2 separate regions of the Homo sapiens genome follow, and region 1 is linked to region 2. A link is an interaction called in ENCODE POLR2A ChIA-PET data of the cell type or tissue named here. Cell type or tissue: PC-3. All regions are shown on one strand. Each heading gives the region's core, and the rest is flanking DNA. Links, peaks and the distances in the headings are about the cores only. Region 1 has its middle 1.2 Mb from the start of LINC00971. Region 2 overlaps LINC00971 (long intergenic non-protein coding RNA 971).

What was found. Peaks named below come from ENCODE experiments on the same cell type or tissue, not always from the same donor. Only the 100,000 strongest peaks of a DNase experiment are listed, where the experiment ranks them.
Region 1: POLR2A ChIA-PET joins it to region 2 with 15 read pairs; 2 of 35 experiments call an interaction of 5 or more read pairs at or near these places.

What each region holds. Positions count from the first base shown.
Region 1 is chr3:83,646,727-83,656,231 of GRCh38, reverse strand. No RefSeq gene overlaps it. Among named protein-coding and RNA genes, the nearest start is that of LINC00971, 1.2 Mb to the left of the region's middle. In PC-3, for the core only: no CTCF peak of the experiment used is centred there; no DNase peak of the experiment used is centred there.
Region 2 is chr3:84,816,362-84,825,866 of GRCh38, reverse strand. All of the region lies in intron 8 of LINC00971 (long intergenic non-protein coding RNA 971), which reads left to right. Among named protein-coding and RNA genes, the nearest start is that of LINC00971, 48 kb to the left of the region's middle. In PC-3, for the core only: no CTCF peak of the experiment used is centred there; a DNase peak (open chromatin) is centred at 4,786.

The DNA of each region.
Region 1 (9,505 bases), core at 1,070-9,069, 1.2 Mb after region 2:
ATATTTTACTTCAAAAAGATAGAGCAATAATAAAATATAAGCTAAAACATTAATGTAATTGAAGACGATAAAATAACATTCGTGGGATAAAAATAACAAGAAGGAAAAAGACCTGACAATCCATTGCAAAAAAAATCGGAAAAGTGGATCTGTTTAATCATATGGGAAGCTTATGTTGAGATTAAAGGTCAGATCTAGTCAGCCTATACAATTCTTCTGTTTGATAATGACCCACCACCACACTGCCCCCCACAGCACACATACACCCCATACAGCATTCACTGTAATTGATTTCCATCTAATGTGCTAGCATTAGAACTCTGCAAGGTAAACCCTTACAGCTAGATCACATTTTCCTGAGCCTGGAAACACATATTTTCTACTCTTTTGTCACTAATCCTGTTATCTTTCACCCTTACATACATTACCTCAAGATTCCTTAAAAATGAGCATTTTTATTTTAATTGCAGCTATAATTTAGAGATTATGTAAAATGGGAAATTTGTACTAATTATGCTGTTTATGATTAGAAGGGAACATAAAACTCAATAATACACCTAAACAGAGTAGAAATAGAAAAGTTAATTGACATGCTGATGGGTGTCGGAAGCAATTTCAGAGATATGAAGTAAAATGGAAAGAATAGCATTAAAGGCAAAGTACCAGGTAGCATTGAATCCCATCACTAATCTATTAAGTTACTGAAGAGCCTCTTTTGAGAAGACACAGAACGTTATTACTGGCTAGATATCTAAACTTTAAAGGCGTAAGGAAAGGTACTGAAGAGAACAGCCTGTCTCTGGTCCAATCTTTTCAAGAAGGAGTTTTATAATCTGAAGCATATTTTGCATTTCTAATTTGGGAAACTCTTTAATACCAATGGCTTGATTACAATTTTCATATAAAATGTAATATGATATATGAATGCAGGCATGCTGTGACAAAGTGTCTTACAATGCCTGAATAATAATATTTCAGGAGTAGGCTGAGTCATTTTATGAGACAGAAATTCCACATTATTATTCTTATAAATATAAAATAAAGAAATAAAAGCCTATGGACATCTTGATTAGCATACTTCATTATTTATATATTATCATAAATGTATATTATTTTTATCAAGCTTATCATAAGAACAAATTCAAAGATCATAAGATTGCAAAAGTCAGATCATAAAAAATCCAGAGTGAACAAATAGCTATATTCAAAGGAATGGTATCATTCCTTTGTATAATAATAAGAATAATAATTCATATGATTAATTTACATGAAAAATCATAGTGAGTTGAAAAAGAACTTCCTGTCTATGTGAAATATAAATTGTGAAGTTGCTAAAGAGGAAAGGAAGAACAAAATCTGAATGAAAATTACAGAGTTAAATATATGAAAATTATGCTTAAAAACTGAACCAGTTTTGCTTTATATAAAAATAAATATTGAAAAAGATTTCTCTGTGAAGATGTCATCTATTTAGAAGTCATATGTTTTACCATTTTCATATGTCAATTAAAATACTTTAAGAAATAAAACAGAAGATAAAAACTTTATCAGAACACCCCAAACCTAGGCCATCAATTAATCTGTTGGAAATACTAAGTATACATCACTAAAAATAAATTGAAAGTTGAATCTCATGTTACATTTGACATTTGCATGCACTGTTGCAGATTATCCTTTCTAACCATTGTCTTTTATTTTTCTCGTTTACCTTATCTGGTTCCAAGACTCTGAATCCAATCATTTCTTGACTCAATCAGGATGTCCAATCTTGGATATGCCACTTTTTAGTCTTTCTGATTCTCCTCAAATCCCTGCTTTTAAAAAAATCCTGACTTAGATTCTGTTGTCCATCATTACATTGAGTCTATCAACAGCTTCTTTGTCCCTTGCTCCAAACATTCTACTAAACTGGCAAAAATCCTAACCTGATTAAATCTATTATTCCTCTCAAATTCTATCTAGGGAAAAAATAGAAAATGTTGGTTTTACTATAAGTTCCTGCCCATATAATTTCAAGTAGTCTAAAAGCCTAGAAGCTTGTGTGTATTCCTTAGTTTCTCAGCTGTTTTAATCGCCTATTTTACTCTTTAATATTTTCCCCATTCTTCTCCAACCTCCAACATCTATTCCTCCCTGCTTTATCTCAAATATTTACCTTTATTCTTATTTTCTAAAAGAGTAACAACAATCATAAAAGATTTTTTCTATATCTTCATTATTAAGCCTACAATATACCTCCATCTGCTATTCATAAACTTTATTTTCCTTCTATTAAAACAATGAACCTTTCCTATCTAACCAAAGACTACTCCTCAACTTTTCCCTTTTTGTGTGTGTTATCCCCATCAGTTTTAGAACATCAGTTTATAGAACATGATGTCAGCTGTATTTAATGGAAAATATTCTTTAAAACCACCTCCTCTTCCAAGACCTGTCTTGTCCCTCTGCTCACATTAGCACTAAAACTCTTCAAAATAATGATATTGACAGCTTTCTCCATTTTCCTTATTCTTATACTTTTATTAATCAATGCCCATCAGGTTTGCAGGCTACCATTTTGTTAAAATAAACAGCACATAACAATATAATTAATGATCCTCACGTGAAATTTATGATTTATTTTTATACAGTTGTTTCAGCAACATTTGATACTGTCGACATACCCCCCTTTTTTAAACTTCTTCCTTTGGATACTGAGATATCCTGAGTCTTGTGTCTCCTTTAATCTCAAATGCCTTTTCTTCTCAAACCTTTGTGTTTATTTGTACTCAACTCAATTTTTATATGTCCCCTGGATGAATGACTGGTTTTCTTCTGTATGTAGATACATATAGAAGAATGATATAGTATCTGTTATATCGTTCAGCATTATGGCATTAAATAAGCTCTAGATATGATGGTTCTTGCATTTCTATCTCCAGTGCAGACCTCTTTTGTGAACTGCAGAAAGATACTCAGTCCCCTACTCAGCATTCTATCTGGATGTTGTATTTATTTGATTAAAGACCAAGCTGTTGTAAAGAGAACATCTCAACATGTACTATTGTAAATCTATACAATTGCATTACCTACCCACATTGTAGTCTAGAGATGAGCAATCAGATTATATTCTACAAGGTCAAATAAGGCACGGTTTTCTTCTATGTTGTTTCTTCACAGTATCAGTTAAGGGTGCTTTCCCCATGTGCATGGCCAAAGCTGTGTTACTGCCCTGCCTAGATTTTAGGAGGAAAGAGTAAAAAAGATAAGAACATTCTTACTTCAATACAGGGGCGAGAATTTACACATATCCCTTCTTCATACATCTCTTTAGATATGTGGCCTCACCTGGATTGAAAAAAAACGGTAATTTAGCTAAAATAGGGTGATTCAGGGATTCTGCTATATAGGGTTAGTGTATTTGTTGATTTGAATAAAAAATTCCCACTGACAACAACCAGAAAAGCTGACCAAGATTGTTAAAATATTGATGCAAAGAATCTGAGAGTTAAGAAAGCAGCAAAGATGACAAGATTTGAGACTAACATATAAATTTATAAGGGTGAGCCTAGCATTGAGTCTGTCTTTCTTGTATGGGAATCTTTCATTTCAAAAATAAACTAATTGATCAGAGGTTAAGAATCTAGTTGAAACTTTTGAGTGTCTGGTAGGAATAGGAGGAATACAGTTAGACTGCAAATATAGAAAAATTATGAAACTGTGTACTTTGAGCAGGGAACATGAGAGGCCACAATTTAGTGGCAAAGAAAACCAAAAGTAAAGTTGATGGAGAGACTGATATGAAGCTTCAGTTACTTAAGCAGCTTCTAAGATATAAATGTAAATTCTCAAATAAAAATATTATCCAGACCTCAGGGTTTTTTTCTTTAATTTTTGTACATATATGAAAATTAATCAACCCTGCCCCCCCCCAAAAAAGGACCATATGCATTTAAAACAAAGAGAAACCACAGATAAAAGAAATTTATAGAGCAAGAAAACAGGCTCACGAGGCAGAAGCTTCAGTAGATATTATTAATATGTGTAAGACTATAAAATACTGAAAAAGCTCATAGAGGACTGGAAGCTCCTAAAGAGCAAACCAAAATTCTACAACAGAAAAATTAAAACTTGAATGAAGGTGTTTGACAGCTAATTAGAGTTCACCGAGGAGAATGTAGTAAACTTGAAAATATTACAAGAAAATAATCATACAAATTTCAAAATCACAGAATAATGAAAATACAAAAAAGAACAGAATAAATATAGGTAATATTGAAAAGAGACTTAGAGATCAAGTGTATATGGAGTTAAAGAAAGAAGAGAAGGTAAAAATACCCAAGGAGATAATGGTGAGAGTTTTCAAAAGATGATGAAAAGGACAAGGCCACAAAGCTCATGTACAGTGAAGAAACAGTGATGAGAATTAAAAAATATCCTGACCTGATAATAGTTGCATTAAAAAATATGGCTTATTGTATCTTCTAAAGATATTCTTGTAGGAAAATGTATAGCCTTAAATTCACAGATTGCAAAAATAGGCTAAAAATAATTGAAGCAATCATCCTTCCCAGAAGGTAGTAATAAAGAGCAAAATTAACCACAGAAAAGAATAGTGGAATAATGTAATAGAATAATAGAATAAAAGAAATAATAAAAACAAGGTCAGATATTAATAAAAGGGAATATAACAATAAAATAGAATAAAAAGGCCAAAAGTTGGTATATTCAAAAAACTAATAACATTAATGAGATTGGCAATTGAAAAGAGCAAGCATTGAGTAATATCAAGAAAAAAAAAAAGGTGTTACTACATATCTTCCTGATAGTGAAAAGACAGAAAAACAATATTAGAGAAAAATTGAGCCAATATCTTTGAAAATTTAGATTAAATAAACATATTATTAAAAAATAAGATTGGAACAAAATATAATAAGCCTGTTTATTATAAAATTAAATATTTAATAAAAATATTCCTTGAAGAAAATATCAGTCCCAGATGGCTTTACTGATAAATTGTACAATGAAGTAAGAATTAATTATTGTTAATGTCATGCAAATATATCCAAAGAAGTGGAAAATATAAAACTCTCCTCGATTTATGATTCCAGAGCTAACTTGATATAAAAACTTGGCAAGTATATTTTGAGAAAAGAGAATAATATGCCAGTTTCATTGATGAAAATATATTAGATAAAATGTGATATATAAAAAAGCCTCACGACAAGATTAAATTTTGATATGGTTTGGGTGTATCTCCACTCAAATCTCACCTTGAATTGTAGCTCCCATAATCCCGAAGTGTCATGGGAGGGACCAGATGGGAGGTAATTGAATCATGCGGTGATTTCCCTTATGCTATTCTTGTGATAGTGAGTAAGTTCTCAGAAGAGCTGAAGGTTTTATAACGGGCTTTCCCCATGTCTTTTATTCTTCTCCTTCCTGCCATCATGCGAGGAAGGACATGTGTTTGCTTCGCCTTCACCAAGATTGTACGTGTCCTGAGGCCTCCCTAGCCATGCTAAAGTGTGAGTCAGTTAAACCTCTTTCCTTTATAAATTATCCAGTCTCAGGTATGTCTTTATTAGCAGCTTGAGAATGAACTAACACAGATTTATGCCATAATCAAAAATATTTTAGAGGTGGGACCAAGATGGCAGACTAGAAGCTGCTGTGGTTGGAGGCTTGCACTGAGAAGAACCAAAACAGCATGCAAATCCTGCACCGGCAACTGAGGTATCCAGGTTTTATCATAAGGACTGACTAGGCAGTTAGTGTGACCCACGAAAAACAAGAAAAAGCAGGGTGGTATGTCAGTCCACCTGAGAGCCACATGGGGCAAGGGGAGCTCCCATCCCCAGCCAAGGGAGGTGGTGAGTGAGCGTGCTACTGAGACTGGGAAAAAGTGCTTTTTCCATGGATCTATGCAGCCCACAAATCAGGAGATCCCACTCATGAGCCCATACAACCAGGGCCTTTAATCCCCACCCCAGAGCCACACAGATTCTCAACAGCCACTTGGCTGGATTCTGTCTAAGGCTACAATTCTGTCTAAGGCTACCAATTGTCCAGGAGGGGCAGCCATCATTACTGCTACTGCCAGCTGCATAAGAAAACTGAGCATCTTGCGGGAGGGATGACAGCCATCACAGTGGCTGCTAGCTGCCTAAGATACTGAACTCTTGGGAGAGAAGGGCAGCACCCATCACTACAGCTCCAGGTGGCTGTTTTATTCCCTGCTGGTGCTGAAGAGACTGGACAGCTTAATCCCAAGAGGTATTCCACACAACGTAGCACACCGGCTGTGGCGGACTGTGGTCAGACTTCCTCGTCAGGCCGGACCCTAACCCAACCTTCCTCACTGGATGAGTCCTCCCTGCAGGAGCTCCAGCAAGTCCAGCCAGGGGAGTAGGGACAGAATTCTTATCTCCCTCGGCCTGAGCCCCTACGGAGAGGGGTGGCCATGATCACGGACCAGCAGACTTAGTCTTTCCCCTTGCTAGCACTGAGGAATCCAGGCAGCACAGATGAGCAGGTTTCCCCCAGTGCAGCACACCCCCTTCACCCAGGGACAGCCACAGTGCTTTCTAAAGCAGGTCCTGGATCCCATGCCCCCGGAATGAGTGAGACGCCCTATCAGGGGTCACCAGACACCTTATACAGGAGAGTTCCTACTGCCATTGGGTCAATGCCCCTGGAGGACAGAGATCCCAGAGGATGAAGGAGGCACCCATCTTTGCTGTTCTTCAGCCTCCTCAGGGGACGTCCCCAGGTGCAGGAGGGACACAGATGAATAGAGCCTGAAGGGAACCCCCAGCAAACTGCAGCAGGCTTAGAGAAGATGGATCTGACTGTTGAAAAACAAACAAATAAACAAACAGAAAGCAACAACAACAGCAACAACAAAGTCCCTAGAAAAACCCTATCCAAAGGTCAGCAGCTTCAAAGATTGAAACAAGACAAACTCATGAACTTGAGAAAGAATCAATGAAAAAAATGCTCAAACCACAAAAGGCCAGAGTGCCTCTTCCCTTTCAAATGATCACACCACCTCTCCAGCAAGGGTACAGAACTGAAAGGAGGATGAGAGAGACAAATTGACAGAAGTAGGCTTCAGAAGATGGGTAATAACAAACTTTTCTAAGATAAAGGAGCATGTTCTAACCCAATGCAAACAAGCTAAGAACCATGATAAAAGGTTACAGGAGCTGCTAACTAGAAATAACTGGCTTAGAGAGGAACATAAATGACATGATGGAGCTGAAAAACACAGCATGACAACTTTGTGATGCAAACACTAGTGTCAATAGGTGAATCAATAAAGCAGAAGAATGAATATTAGAACTGGAAGACAGTCTTGCTGAAATAAGATAGGCAAACAAGATTAGAGAAAAAAGAATTAAAAGGATCAAACAAAATCTCCAAGAACTATGGGACTATGTAAAAAGACTGAATTTACGACTGATCGGAGTACCTGAAAAAGATAGGGAGAGTAAAATCAAGTTGGAATACAGACTTCAGGCTATCATCCAGGAGAAGTTCCTCAAGCTAGAAAGACAGAACAACATTCAAATTCAGGAAATCTAGATAACCCTAGTAAGGTGCTCCACAAGAAGATCAACCCAAAGACACGTAATCATCAGCTTCTCTAAGGTCGACATGAAGGAAAAAAAATGTTAAGATCAGCCAGAGAGAAAGGCCAGGTTACCTACAAAGGGAAGCTATTCAGACTAACAGTGGACCTCTCAGCAGAAACCTTACAAGCCAGAAGAGAGTGGGGGCCAATATTCAGCATTCTTAAAGAAAAGAATTTCCAACCAAGCACTGCATATCCAGACAAACTAAGCTTCATAAGGAGAGGAGATATAAAATCCTTTTCAGACAAGCAAATGCTGAGGGAATCTGTCACCACCAGTGCTGCCTTGCAACAGATCAGAAGAAAACACTAAATATGGAAAGAAAAAACTGGTACTAACCATGGCAAAAACACACTGAAGTACAAAGACCAACGACACTATGAAGAAACTGCATCAACTAGTGTGCAAAATAACCAGATAGCATGATTTCAGGATAAAATACACACATAACCTTAAATGTAAATGGGCTGAATGCCCTAATTAAAAAACACAGAGTGGCAAGTTGGATAAAGAGTCAGGGCCCATTGGTGTGCTATATTCAAGAAACCCATCTTGCATGCAAAGACACACATAAGCTCAAAATAAAGGGATGGAGGAAGATCTACCAAGCAAATGGAAAGCAGAAAAAAGCAGAGTTTGCAATCCTACTTTCTGGCAAAACAGACTTTAAACCAACAAAGATCAAGAAAGACAAAGAAAGGCAATCCATAATGGTAAAGGGATGAATTCAGCAAGAAGAGCTAACACTCCTAAATATATATGCACCCAATACTGAAGCACCAGATTCGAGACCTACAAAGACAGTTAGACTCCCACACAATAATAGAGGGAGATTTTAACATCCCACTGTCAATATTAGACAAATTGTCAAGACAGAAAATTAACACGGATATTCAGGACTTGAACTCAGCTCTGGATCTAGTGGAACTGAGATATATACAGAACACAACAACATATGCTGCCCCAAAACAACAACATATACTGCCTTCTCAGTGACATATGGCAGTTACTCTAAAATTATTCACATAATTAGAAGTAATACAATCCTCAAGAAGTATAAAAGAACCAAAATCATAACAAACAGTCTCTCAAACCACAGTGCAATCAAAATAGAACTCAAGTTTAAGAAACTCACTTAAAACCACACAGTTACAAGGAAATTGAATAACTTGCTTGTAAATGACTCCTGGGTAAATAATGAAATTAAGGCAGAAACCAAGAAGTTCTTTGAAACCAATGAGAACAAAGAGACAAGGTACCAGAATCTCTGGGAGACAGCTAAAGCAGTGTTAAGAGGAAAATTTATAGCACTGAATACCCACATAAGAAAGCTAGAAAAATCTCAAATTGACACGCTAACATTGCAACAAAAAGAACAGGAGAAGCGAGAGCAAACAAATCCAAAAGCTAGCGGAAGACAAGAAATAACACAGATGAGGGCAGAACTGAAGGAGATGGAGACATGAAAAAGCCTTCAAAAAAAATCAATGAATCCATGAGCTGGTTTTTTGAAAAAAAATAAAAAATAAAAAAATAAATAGACCACTACCTAGACTAATAAAGAAGAAAAGAGAAGAATCAAATAGACACAATAAAAAATGATAAAGGGAATATCACTACTGACCCCACAGAAATATAAATAACCATAAGAGAATACTATAAACACCTCTACACAAATAAACTAGAAAATCTAGAAGAAATGGATAAATTCCTGGATGCATACACCCTCCCAAGACTAAACCAGGAAGAAGTTGAATCCCTGAATAGACCAATAACAAGTCCTGAAATTGTGGCAGTAATAAATGGCCCACCAACCAAAGAAAAGCCCAGGACCAGACAGATTTACAACAACATTTTACCAGAGGTACAAAGAGGAATTAGTACCATTT
Region 2 (9,505 bases), core at 501-8,500:
ATATAAATATTCATTTAGAACAACAATTGGTAATAAGTAGAAGTTACTTCACAATGGCACTAGCAGCGTCATAAGACCATTCCCTGAATGTAAATACTTTAAAACAATTTCTTAAGCATCTTTTCAGATAATTTATTTGCACGTATCAAGGTTTCACAAATAAATGAGATTATATTGTCACACTGTTGTGCAATTTGATTTTAAAAATTAACAGCATATTATATGCTATATCTTTTTCCATAGTATAGTTAATGCCTAATATATTTAACCATTCTCCTATTCCTTTAACTTTCCTTCTTCTCTTCCTTTTTCATTATTCTTCTTTTGTATTTATTAAACGAACTATGTAATGAGTAGCACTTCACATATATCTTCGTGTATATGTTTGAAATTATGGGTGGATGAATTCCCAAATATGGAATTGCTAGCTCTTATGGTATACACTTTTAAAATAAAAGATTGAACGAATTTAAACTTCCACAAAAATGTTTGTGAATGCTTAATTCTTCTAGAGTTTTGTCAACATTGGTTATAAACCCTAGCTTAATTGGTTAGTGTTTCAAAATATATATATCTCATTGGTATTTTAATTTGAATTATGTAAAGTGAGTGAAGTTGAGCATATTTTCCTCTATTAACTAGCTATTCGTATTTATTTTTCTTTGAACTTGGAGTTTGAAATTACATAAATCAGCTTTTACTGTGATAACAAACAATCCCATATCTCAGTATTTTGTGACAAAACACATTTGTTTCTTGCTCATGTTACATAAATACATGGTCTACTCTGGCTTTGCTGGGCTTAGCTCTGTAAATCTTCTCATTTTGAAACACAGGTAACAGGCATAGTCACTATCTACAATTTCTAGTTCTCATGACTGGGGAGCAGAGCAAGAAGATACCTGTCAAGATACACAATAACATCTAAAGTGTCTGTTCAGATGGGGACTTTGGAGTTGTGACAATATATCCTTTTAAATTAGATTGAAAAAATAGATCACATAGCCAAGACCAAGTTCAATGGCGTATAAAGGCATGGAAAAAAACGCGGAGAGAAAAAAAAATTATTGTGAAAACCTAATGAAATTTACCATTATGGTCTTGACATTTCTCTATTGGTTAATTTTCTTGCTTATGTATTTATTAAAAACAATCTTTGTATATTAAGGAAACCATTCCATTGTCATATTTGTAACACTTTTTTATGCAAATCTTCACGTATGTTTGACTTCTATAGTCATTTTTATGCTATAAATTTTTAGAACATTACATATATTATATATAATAAATGTATAATATAAAAATTCCATAGATAATATATATTTTATATAAAACATTAACGTTTATAAATCATATTTATTTATAATATTGTTATATATTATATATAAATTATATATATATAATTTAAAAAATATAAACTTTATTTAACACTTACTTTCATGGCTTCTGGTCCTATATTATGTTAGAAAGAAAATCTCTCCTCCATGACTATAAGAAACAGCAAAATGATGAATTGTTAAGTAAAATAAATCTACATGCACACACAGACACACACTCACACATACACACCCAAATTTGGCCGGGTGCGGTGGCTTACACCTGTAATCCTAGCACTTTGGGAGGCCGAAGCGGGGTGGATCACGAGGTCAGGAGATTGAGACTATCCTGCTAACACGGTGAAAACCCGTCTCTACTAAAAAAAAAATAAAAATAAAAAATTAGCTGGGAGTGGTGGTGGGCGCCTGTAGTCCCAGCTACTTGGGAGGCTGAGGCAGGAGAATGGCGTGAACCCGGGAGGTGGAGCCTGCAGTGAGCCGAGATCGTGCCACTGCACTCCTGTCTGGGCGACAGAGGGAGACTCCATCTCAAAACAAACAAACAAACAAAAAACTACACGAAATATATATCTTGATTATAATTTGTACAGAATATCTTTTAAAGAAACATGCATTTAAACCCAGGTAATTTCCATCCTTCTATTATATCTAAACTAAACTAATTAGAGAAAAAGTATCTCTCTGATCCTCATTTGTTAAGATGACTTAATCAAGTTTAATAAATTTTTTTTCTAGACCTTTATATCTGTTTATCTGCATCGATATGTTTCTTGTTTTTTTCCACAGAAGTTTAATACAATTCCTAAACATGCCATAAAATTCAAATACCTAAATCACTCCGTTTGATTTATTTTCAACAAATCTCTTCTTGACATATTCTATTTTCCAGAAAACACCATATTTCCTTGTTTCTCCTGGATCTGGACATATATGTATATAAAAGCACATATATAAAGAGGTAGATATTAATATCCATGTTATTAATCACGTGTTTAACATTCTAAAACTGAAGTGCTATGGTGACTTGATTCACATAGTTCAATGATGTCTGACAAAGTCATTCACTTCCACATACTTTCATATAGTATAATTCAAGAGAAGTTTAAATCATGTTCTCACCTGGAAAGGGCTTATAATTTAATTCAGGTAACAAGTACATATATCAACAATTAGTGAATTATATAGGGCTTTAAATAATAAAATTATATTATTATATACAAAGTAATATCAAAACCAGCACGCATTAGAGCTGTCAATAGAAGCTTTGCTGGAGGAAGAGGCCCAATTTTAAAGATGGATAAGATCTAGGTAGACGCTAAAATTATAAAAGACTAAATATAAACATTGGGTAAAAGGACAGGATAAGCAAAGGTAAGGTAATGAGAAAAGGATTAGACTTTTAGATACAATAAATAATGTCTACACTAACCTGCTTGCTGAAGACTGGAAGTGTATAATATTAAGAAACAGTAGATACAGACCAACTTCTGGCATGTTGATATGAGGCGTTCTGTGGACCTTCTCCCTAGTGAAACTGATAAAAAATATTTTTTAAAAAGATACAACAATTTAAAGCCATGGACATGATCTTAAGAGCATACAATAAATGAAGAAACATCCAGTCAAGAAAATTAACAAAAATTTGGTAAGAAAAGTCAGAGTCAATGGTATTTAAAACAAAATTACTTCTTCCCAATCCCCACCTGCAGCTGATAATGCCACCCCAAACCACTACATTGGAGATCACAGTGCTTTCTTTCTACCCTGCTCCCCATCACAGGGTTTTGTTGTTGTTGTTGTTGTTGTTGTTGTTTTCCCTGGGAAGAGCAGGATGTCAGAATTTCTCATCCTTCCCCAGCTGCCTGCTCAGTCTGAGTTTTGGGAAAGTGCACTTGAAAAGTGGGGACTCCTTTGCTAAAACTAACTCTCACTCTGTCTTTGGCACATTATCACTAAGAATATGGGGGCAGAAACTGCTTTTGACAAAATTATAACAGTGAGAGAAATTTAACATAACACTTTACTGTTCTTCAAAACTCACAAGTTGACCACGTTGCTCACTGCTGTATGTAGACCAAGCTAACTATGGGAGGAATTTGGTTTCTAGCTTAATTTTAAAACAAATATAATAATGAGATTGTTTATTCTCAGTACTAGTCCCTTCCTTGCTTTAGGACTGAAACTGTCTATATAGCATTAATGAAAGCCTACAAAGCTAGAATTGTGGTAAAGGCCTGAATTTTGTTAAGACTTAGGCAGAAGTTCAGTGATAACCAGCCATTGTTTGTTTGCTTTTCCATAATTGCTTACAGCTCAGAAAGTCACCTAACTAGGGGTTACAAGATTGAAAACTTCTCCAAATTACTCCTATGGATAGGGTCACTATTGCAACACCTAAGACTGATGTTCAAGTTATTTTTCAGACCTTGCATTCTGATGAACCAACTGACACCAACCAGACTTGTGTCCCATACCAAGGAACTCACTCAACTGGTCCTGTGAACCCCACCCAGAAACTGATTCAGCGCACAAAGACAGGTTTGACACTCCTATGATTTTGCCTATGACCCAACCAGTCAGCATTCCCCATTCCCTAGCCTGTCAAAATATCCCTAAAAAAAAAACTTTAACTTCTGAATTCTTAGGAAGGCAGAATTGAGAACTATCTCCCATGTTCTCATTTAGCTGAATCTGTAATTATTAAACTCTTTCTTTACTGCAAACACCTGCTGTCTCTGCGTATTGGGTAATTCTGTGCAGTGGGCAAGAAGAACCCATCCGGCTGCAACAGGGCGCTGATCATGCTTTTCGTTGCTTGTAAAGTGGTGATTCTATGCCAGGAGAAGCAAAAAGAGAAGACCTCAGGCTTCTGCCTGCCTCTAGTGAGTGCTCAGTTCCTGAAGCATGGGTATCACTTAGACTGAAGAGTGGCATTGTCCCCACCCTCAGATCTAGAGCCCTGACTCAAAGGTTTTGCCTGGGGGAAGAAGCAGGACCTAAAGCTGATAACTCCTAATTTCTTCCCAAAGTCCTGACTTCATTTGCAGCAAGATGTAAAGGCCAAGCCAATAGGTACGCTTAATAACAGTGGACATTGAGGTTGAGTACAACTGAAAAGTGATTAGCAGATTTGGTGAAGGTATGGTCTAAATTTGTCCCAACCAGTTTGCAAGAGAGAGTGGGAAAAACCTACTGGGAGAATTCCTTCTGGGGAAAGCATGAATATCAAATGTGGACCTAAAGAGTTGTTCCTTCAAAGGAGTGTAAATTTGATTGAATTAATATCTAGAGCAATTTAGGCTTTAGAAAATTGTTGAAAACAATAGAACAGTCACTCAGCAATTATTGGAGCTTCACAGCTGGTTGTGGTCAGGGAAAGCAGCAAAAAAAGCCCTGCCAAAAAAATGGTCATTTCAAGGTGACTAAGCTGCAGTTTCCTGAGGAGCATCATCCCAGGTTAAACATAGCCATGGTAGGCAGTGGGGTGGGTGGGGGTGGGAGGTAAGGGGGAAGAGATAATAGACCAGTTCAGCCAGTCACTAAACAAATAGACAAACATGCAGCAATAACAAGCCAACCCTCTCAGTGGGGTGAGGGGATTCCAAGTGTTGGTGCAATATAATATCTAAAAAGCCTACTTTCCAACACAAAATTATGAGACATGCAATAAAACCAGAAAATATAATCATACACTTAGAAAAAGCAGGAAATAGAAGCTGTTGATGAGAGCAACCAGATGTGGGATTTAACAGGAAGAGACATCTAGATATTATAAATATTTTCAAATAACTAAAACTAAAAGAAATAATGATTAAAGAAGCAAAGGAAGATGTAATCACTACGTTGCCTCAGAAAATATAGAGAAAAATTATTGGAAAAAAATCTGGAGTTGAAAGTATAACTAAAATAAAATATTTACTAGGGTTGATGAAGAAATGATTGGAATCGGTGAAGAAAGAATTAGCAAAATTGAAGATAAATCAGTAGAAATTATGTAATCCAAAGAATGGAGAGAAAAAAGAATGGAGGAAAATGAACAGAGCCTCAGAGAATCCTTTAAATACTCCAATATGCATAATAGGGTTTGGCTGTGTCCTCACCCATATCTCATCTTGAATTATAACTCCCACAATTCCCATGTGTCATGGGAGGAACTCTGTGGGAGGTAATTGAATTATGGGGGTGGGCCTTTCCCACGCTATTCTCATGATAGTGAATGAGTCTCTCAAGATCTGGTGGTTTTAAAAAGAAGAGCTCCCCTGCAAAAATTCTCTTTGCCTGCCACCATCCACATAAAATGTGACTTGCTTCTCCTTGCCTTCTGCCGTGATTTTGAGGCCTCCCCAGCCATGTAGAACTGTGAGTACAGTTAAACCTTTTTCTTTTGTAAATTATCTAATCTTGAGTATGTCTTTATGAGCAGCATGAAAATGGACTAATACAACACACATAATAGCACTACCAGAAAGAGAAGAAAATGAAGAGAAAAAAATTTGAAAAAGTAATGGCTGAAAATTTCCCAAATCAAAGAGAAATTAGACAATACTTTGATATAAATAAAACTGAAGACACATCATATCAAAATGTATCAAATGCAATTACAGCAATACTTAGAGGGAAATTGATAGTTACAACTAACTATATGCAGAAAAAAGAAAGATCTCAAATCAATAATCTAAACTTCTATCTTACTACACAAGAAAAAGAAGAGAAAACTAAATTGAAAGCAAAGAAAACAATAAATATTAGAGCAGAAGTTAATGAAATAGATAATAGAAAAACAAACAAAAAAATCAATGAAACCAAAGTTGTTTCTTTTAAATGGTCAATTAAAATAACAAACTTCTCGCAGGATTGACTAAAACAAACAAACAAACAAAATGAGAGAAAGCACTTAAAGTACTGGCATGAGAAATAAAAGCGGGGGAGACATTATTACAGACCTTATCCGAATATTATGAATATTGCATATGTTGAAAAATTAGATAATTTAGATGGATTGCACACATTCCTGGGAACATGCAAACTCTAAAACTGACTTGAGAAAATACAATATGAATAAAACTATAACAAATAAAGTGTTTGAATCAGTAATAAAAGGATTACCCACAAAGAAAAGACCAGGCCTAGATCCTTCAGTGTGAAATTATTCCAACTATGTTAAGCAGACTGAATTCACCAATTCTTCAAAAAATCTTTCAAATAATAGAACGAGAGGAAAAAGTTGTAATCTTTTATTATTTTATTTTATTATTATTATACTTTAAGTTTTAGGGTACATGTGTACAATGTGCAGGTTTGTTACATATGTATACATGTGCCATGTTGGTGTGCTGCACCCATTAACTCGTCATTTAGCATTAGGTATGTCTCCTAATGCTATCCCTCCCCCCTCCCCCCAACCCAAAACAGTCCCCAGAGTGTGATGTTCCCCTTCCTGTGTCCATGTGTTCTCATTGTTCAATTCCCACCTATGAGTGAGAACATGTGGTGTTTGGTTTTTTGTCCTTGTGATAGTTTGCTGAGAATGATGGTTTCCAGTTTCATCCATGTCCGTACAAAGGACATGAACTCTTCATTTTTTATGGCTGCATAGTATTCCACTGTGTATATGTGCCACATTTTTTTGAGGCTAGACATACCAAAATCATAAAAAGACTTTGCAAGAGAAAAAACATTCAGACCAATATTTCTTATAAATATGGATACAAAAGTCCTCAACAAAATAATAGCAAATCAAATCCAGCAACAAACAGAAATAATTATACTTCATGATGTGATCCAAAAGTATCTGAGACAGATTTCAATCAATTTAGAAAGTTTATTTTGCCAAGATTAAGGACAAACCTGTGACACAGCCTCAGGAGGTCCTAAGGACACGTGCCAACGGTAGTTGGCTCACAGCTTGGTTTTATACATTTTAGGGAAACAAGAGACATTAATCAATATGTGTAAGAGGTACATTGGTTCTGTCCAGAAAGGCGAGACAACATGACTCAAAGTTGGGGAGAGTGGTAGGGGTAGGACTTCCAGTTCATAGGTAGATAAGAGACAAATTGTTGCATTCTTTTGAGTTTCTGATTACCCTTTCACTGAAAACACAATTTACATATGAGGAAGATAGAGGAATAGTCACTTATGCCTTAGTCTGGCTTAGTGAATCTGCATTCTTAAATAAACAAGAGGACAGAGGAAGCAAACAGGCATATATTATTTGTCTGGGTGAGCAGAGGGATGACTTTGAGTTCTGTCCTTTGTCCTGCACCTGTGAAGATAATCTATCAAATTACATTGCCAAGGTGAAATTCAACAGATCTGTTTTAGGGCAAAGATTTTTGAGGCCCCCAAAGAATTTCCTTCTTCACAAATTGTGAAGGAGGTATGGTAGCTTTTTAATTTTTATAGCTGTCTCATTTAGAAATAAAATGGGAGGCAGATTTGCCTGATGCAGGTCCCTTTGGCTTAGTGATTTTAGGGTCTTGAGATTTGTTTTCCTTTCACAATGACTAAGTTGGATTTATCTGAGAAATGCAAGGTTGGCTTATCTAGCAATCGAGTAATGTAACATATCATATCAACAGATTAAAAAACAAAAAAAATACCCACAAGATTTTCTCAACAAATGTAGAAAAAGTACTTGATAAAATCAAATACTCTTTCATGAAAAAACTTAGCATAGAAGAGACTTTTCTCAACATGGAAAAAGGCAGATACAAAAAATCTGTAGCTAACATCATACTTAATGATGAAGGCTGGATGTCTTTTTTTTTTTTTATAAGAGCGGGAGCAGGATAAGGATTTTTGTTCTCACTAGTTAACATTTAACAGTACTGGAGGTTCTAACCAGGGGAAGGGCAATTAGGTAATGAAAAAATGCATTTGGATTAGAAAGGAAGAAGTAGAACTATCACTATTTGCAGATAATGTGGTATTTTATATAGAGAAACCAAGGAAATTCACTAAAAGTTATTAGAATTAATAAATAAGGCCAGGCACGGTGTCTCACACCTATAATCCCAGCACTTTGAGAGGCCGAGGCAGCCGGATCACCAGAGGTAGGTGTTCAAGACCACCCTGGCCAACGTGTTGAAACCCTGTCTCTACTAAAAATGCAAAAATTAGCTGGGCATGGTGGCGGGTGCCTGTAATCCCAGCTACTGGGGAGGCTGAGGCAGGAGAATCAATTGAACCCAGGAGGCAGAGGTTGTGGTGAGCCAAGATGGTGCTGCTGCACTCTAGCCTGGGCAACAGAGCGAGACTCCATCTCAAAGAAAAATAAATAAATAAATAAATAAATAAATAAATAAATAAGTTCAGCAAGAGAGTAGCACACAAAATCAATATGCAAAATAAATTGCATTTTTAAAATTGTGATGACTGATTTTATGTGTCAACTTGACTGGGCCATGGGATTCCCAGATATCTGGTTGGACATTATTTCTTGGTTGTCTGTGAGGCTATTTTCAGAGGAAACTAGCATTTGAATTGGTACTGAGTGAGGCAGGTGGTCCTCCCCAGTATAAATGGGCACAACCCAATCTATATGAGGATCCAAGTAAATCAAAAAGGTTGAATTTTCTCTGCCTAACTGCTTGAGCTGGGATCAATATCCTGTCCTAAGTGCTCCTGATTCTAGGTTTCAGAATCAGACTGAAATCTACACCATCAGCTTGCTGGCTCTCAAGTCTTTTAAATATACCATAGGCTTTTCTGGTATAGATGGCAGATTATGGGACTTCTCAGCCTTTGTAACTGTGTGAGCCAACACCTTACAATAAATATCTTTCTCTCTCTATTTATTATTGTACACAGAAACCACTGTACTCATCAATTGCTACCTTTGACCAACTCAAATTCAGCATTTTAAAAAATGGATAAATTTCCATTTCTTTGGAGTTTTTGTTTACTCTTTTGTGGGTATTATATTTGTACAACTTCTTGAGAGCATGTTTAAAGTCTTTTAAATTAATATAATGAGATAAGAAACTTTTAATAAACAACATTATAGCACACATTATAGCATACATTACTTGAAAATTTCTCCTGTATATCACTGGCCACTTTTAGTTGCCTATAGCTAACTGAACAGTTATTAAAAATTCCCAAAAGAAATGAGCTGTAGTAAGGAATGTTTCCTTTATTTCCAGTTATTTTTTTCTATTTGTATT